Regions from separate parts of the Homo sapiens genome. Here region 1 is linked to region 2. A link is an interaction called in ENCODE POLR2A ChIA-PET data of the cell type or tissue named here. Cell type or tissue: Panc1. All regions are shown on one strand.

Region 1 (2,500 bases), 300 kb after region 2:
CTTGCCCTATTCCGTGCAGTCTCCACCTCCATGGACTACACTGTTCAGATTCCTCTCACCATAGATTAGTTTTCCTTGTTCTTCGACTTCACATAAATGAAATAATACAGTGTGGGCTCGTTTGTGTCTGGCTTCTTTCATTGAAGTTACTATTTCTGAGAACCCATTCATGTCATTGTTTTGTTTTGTTTTTGAGATGGAGTCTTGCTCTGTTGCCCAGGCTGGAGTACAGTGGCGCAATCATGACGCACTGCAACCTTCTCCTCCTGGGTTCAAGTGATTCTCCTGCCTCAGCCTCCCGAGTAGCTGGGACTACAGATGTGTGCCACCACGCCTGGCTAATTTTGTATTTTTTGTAGAGACAGGGTTTACCATGTTGGTCAGGCTGATCTCGAACACCTAACCTCAGGTGATCCACCCGCCTTGGCTTCCCAAAGTGCTGGGATTACAGGCGTGAGCCACCACGCCTGGCCCATGTCTTTGTTATATCAGTAGTTATCCCTCTACTTTTGATTCCCATATCCTCTGTCCCTTTATTGTTGAGTAGTGTTCTATTTTTGAATATACTAGAATTTATTTTCCTATTGCTGATACTGTTGTTGTTGTTTTTTGACTGTCATGAATAAAGCTGTTATGAATGTTCTTGTTACCAAAACAAAAACAAAAACAAAAAAAAAAAAAAAGAAAGAAAACTAGGGTCGAATCCTGCAAATGCATTCAGGTGACGGGGTCCCACCCTAACAGCCATGTCAGTAGCTCTCATCCATCACGCCTGGGAAAATGCTCCATTCCGCATTCCTTAGCTCTGGTTCTGGTTTCAGACTTCACTTTATATTGGCGGGGTTTTAAAGCTAGAGGAGTCTTTACCTACTTACTCTTATGTACAGATCTGAATATGGAGGTCAGGAGGGGCAAATGACATGTCCTAAGTCAGAGGAGATTCAACAAGAAAACCAGACAGTCAACGACTGAGCCCCTGGCATATGCTGGGCATTGGTGAGCTGTAGGGATGTGGTGATGGAGAAAACAGAGTCCCTTCTTCAAGGAGCTCAATCCAGCAAGGGAGGCAGATTCTTTGCAGGCAGGACCAGGCTTCCCTACAGCAGAAGGAAACTAAATCAGGGTAATGAGCCTCAGCAGGGACGGGCCTCCCCACTGCCCTGAGAGGACACAGGGCTGTGGCATGGTCCTGCTTTGACCGGCTAGCTGTGCAGTAGGGCCAGGTGGGGCCTGGAGTGGCCTGAGCTAGGGGCTGACATGAGCTCCCCCAAGGCACTGCATAAGTAACGTTAGCCTCTATTTGCACAGCAAAATCAAGGACATGGTTTTCTAGAACACAGGCTGCACCCTCTCCCCCAAGCCTAGCAAATGGGCTACGCTGGTTGGTGGGCCCTTGTTTGTGACAGGGTTGGAATACACCACAGGGTTCCGAGTGCTGAGTTGTGGCCCACAGGTGACTGGCAAGGGGAGGCAGAGCTGTAGAGCCCTTGGGAGCCATGGAGGGCTTGCTGCCTGCCACGAAATGCTCTCTCAGCAGCTGCTGGTCCAGCTGTGGGCAGCCGTACAAGCTGTTTACAGCATCCTGGGACAGGTGCTTGCAAACATATGGATGCCATGGGGGATCCGAGCCTGCAGTGCCATGGTGGCGTTTGTGGCCAAGAGACTATGTGCAATCAGAAGGAGGGAAGAGCTGGCCCAGCAGAATTTGGTCCAGGGTGAGGGCCACAGAAAGGTCAGAGGCAGGATGGGGCTGGCACCCAGGCTGGTGGTGGCCTCACATCACCTATGCCTGAGGCCAGTCCTGGATTGCCCCAGAAGAAACAATTTCTTTACTCCAAAGAAATCCAAAGGAGTTAAAAAGTGAGAGCCCAAATCCAATCTGTGCTCAGGGAGCAGGCCTCTCTGCAGGGGGCAAGGGCACGGCTGGAGACGGAGGTCCTGCAGCTGCAGCTGAGGCCCCCACTCTTCCTGCACTGGGCAGAGAGCCGTGATGGGGCCTCAGCAGGAGTGCATGGAGGAGGACGCCTACTGTCTGGACCTGGACCGGAGGCTTGGCAAGATGCAGGACAACTGGAAGCCGTGAGTCAGACCCGCGACTGGCTCAAGAAGATTGCACAAGACCTGGTCTAGAAATTGGAGAAGTTCCAGCGGGAGATCCTCTTCCACGAGGAAATGGCTCAGGAAGTGTGGATGGCCACCGGGTCCACCAAGCGGGTGCTCCAGGAGCTCCGGGAAGAATATGACTTCAAGAGGCAGAAGCCGGCTCACTGGGAGGCCAAGTTCCAGCCTTTCTGGACAGTGCTTTGGCTCCTAGGGCTCCAGCCACAGTCTGCAGGGCCTGGAAGTACCAGGGGGACCGTGAGCCACTAGGACCCCCAGGAGGGAGGTGAGTCATCACCTGAGGGCTTGGGTCCAGAGCATCTACCTGTTTGATTCCATTTTCCCTGCAGCCAGGTCCTGAATACCCTGAAACTCGGCCGAACATGAGCCTGAGCTGCTC
Region 2 (2,500 bases):
GCTTGGTCCCCAGCAGAGCCAGGACTGCTTCCTGGTCTGCAGGAGCCCATTTCTCTCCACTGGGCCTTCAAATTAAATCTTGAGGCTGGGTGCCGTGGCTCATGCCTGTAATCCCAGCACTTTGGGAGGCCAAGGTGGGCGGATCACCTGAGGTCGGGAGTTTGAGACCAGCCTGACCAACATGGAGAAACCCCGTCTCTACTAAAAATACAAAATTAGCAGGGCGTGGCAGTGCATGCCTGTAATCCCAGCTACTCAGGCTGAGGCAGGAGAATCGCTTGAACCCGGGAGGTGGAGGTTGTGGTGAGCCGAAATCGTGCCATTGCACTCGAACCTGGGCAATGAGCGAAACTCTGTCTCAAATAAATAAATAAATAAGTCTTGAATAAAGTTAGGGATCAAATATCAATCAGTGGACGTATTACCGCCCCCCCCCCAACCAAAATAAATTGGTGAGTTACAAGGAAGTGGACACATCCATGAATGTTTTTTAGTCCTGTTTGGCATAGAAATGAGTTTGTTCTCTTTTGCAGTTAGAAACATTGTCAATCAGCTGAAAATAATTCAGAAACCTAGTTATGCTTTACACTCCAATTGTGCATTATTACCCAACAGATCAGATAAAAATCAAGAGAAAGACCCTGTGAAATTTCTCCATTTGTTAAAATTAACCATCAACTGGGAAAAATAGAAAAAAACAAACCTTTTCCTAAAAGAGACAGGGAGGCATGGTACCCATTCTATTTGCTAAGGCACTCAAGGAGGAAAGATCATCATATGCAGTAGATAATGTCAGAACCAAAAATCTAGCAATTCTGCCAGGCACATAGTAGGAACTTAAATATTTGTTGAACAGACGCCAAGATGCCAGCTAGTGCCCTCCAGAGATTTTCCAGGCAAGTTCAGAGATGTGCTGCCACTGTCCAATGCAAGGGAACAGACAACTGCACAGAAGCAAATCTGGTCCATCCATCAGCGGCCTTTCAAAACCTACAATCCAGTGATCGCTGATACTCATAATGATGACTCATAAGTGTTGCAATATTCCTGCAGTACCTTCTGAATCATCAAAGACTCATCAAAATTCAGTGTCACTTCAGTACTAAGTACACTTTACCATGTGAATCACTGTATTTGAAGGTTGACCACCCAAGTTTGATAAATGTGACCCCTGTCCTTTAACTGGAATATAGATTAAGCAACATTTTTCCTTCTCCCAACTATGCCAGATAGCAGAGCATCTGCTGCTGCTATAACCCTGTGTCGAAAGAGCCAAGCCTGACTTTATTTAAGCTATAGAGAGGGGTGCTGAAGTGAAGAAGATGGTTTATCATGGTGAATGGAAAAGATGCTACAGAACAAGAGAGTGTGTCCTGACAAGGAGGTCAGCTCAAACCCTGGAAGCTGAAGGGGCTGGTGTGAGGCAGAGTTGAGTCATTTAATACCATTGGCATTGAAGGGGAAGGAAGGCGCTAATTTTGGATGGTTTGTATCAGATTAGCAGGAGCATCTGACTTAAGAAAACAGAGTAATTATTGGGTTTTGTCAAGTGAAAAGTGCGGTTTGGCTTTGGATGCCACCTTTGAAATTTTACTTGAAAAGTGAGGAGGGTTGAAGAGAACGGGAAAGTTGAGAACTCTGGAAGGTGGGAAGAGAGAATTTTCTAAAGGTTTTGTAATATAAGTAGCAAACATTTGTGGATATATATTTGGAGATGAGAGAGAGGAAACAGTAATGAGGACATGACTGCCCCCAAAATGGGGAGAGATGGAAAGGACTTTACCCAACCATTTTCCTACCAACATTAAAGGGATAAAACATGCCTTCTGTAGGGAAATGGATGTCCCATTCCATCCAGAGGGATGGGTGTGCTTTTTTTTCTTTCTTTTTTTCTTTTTTTTTTTTTTTTTTTGAGATGGAGTCTTGCTCTGTCGCCCAGGCTAGGGTGCAGTGGTGCAATCTTGGCTCACTGCAACCTTGGCCTCCTGGGTTCAAGCAATTCTCCTGCCTCAGCCTCCTGAGTAGCTGAGGTTACAGGCACCCACCACCACGCTGGCTAATTTTTGTGTTTTTAGTAGAGACAGGGTTTCACCATGTTGATCAGGCTGGTCTCAAACTCCTGACCTCAAGTGATCCATCCACCTCGGCCTCCAAAATTGTGGGATTACAGGTGTGAGCCACTGTGCCCGGCCAAAGTCTGTTATTTTGTAGAGTTGATTGGTATTTGGTTATCAAGGCTGTGCTAAGATTTGCAGCGATAGAGGAATAAACATTTATGTCTGCCTTTTAAGCTTCTCTTCCAATGAGCTCAAATAGTGGTTATGATATTAGAGAGAGGAAATGCTGGCTGGACAAATTTCCTCTACTTTTGCTTTAGCTAAGATCCCCAAGAGGTGAAATATTTGCTGTAATATGGCATTTGTGCATTCATTCATATTATCTGTTCATTCATCAAATATGTATTGGGCTAGATCCTGTGCCAGGGCTGGACATACAATGC

What was found. ChIA-PET counts read pairs that join two places held together with the same protein. Peaks named below come from ENCODE experiments on the same cell type or tissue, not always from the same donor. Only the 100,000 strongest peaks of a DNase experiment are listed, where the experiment ranks them.
Region 1: POLR2A ChIA-PET joins it to region 2 with 5 read pairs; 2 of 35 experiments call an interaction of 5 or more read pairs at or near these places.

The regions. Positions count from the first base shown.
Region 1 is chr1:237,203,836-237,206,335 of GRCh38, forward strand. All of the region lies in intron 1 of RYR2 (ryanodine receptor 2), which reads left to right. Among named protein-coding and RNA genes, the nearest start is that of RYR2, 160 kb to the left of the region's middle. In Panc1, no CTCF peak of the experiment used is centred here; no DNase peak of the experiment used is centred here.
Region 2 is chr1:236,904,263-236,906,762 of GRCh38, forward strand. No RefSeq gene overlaps it. Among named protein-coding and RNA genes, the nearest start is that of MT1HL1, 99 kb to the right of the region's middle. In Panc1, no CTCF peak of the experiment used is centred here; a DNase peak (open chromatin) is centred at 1,079.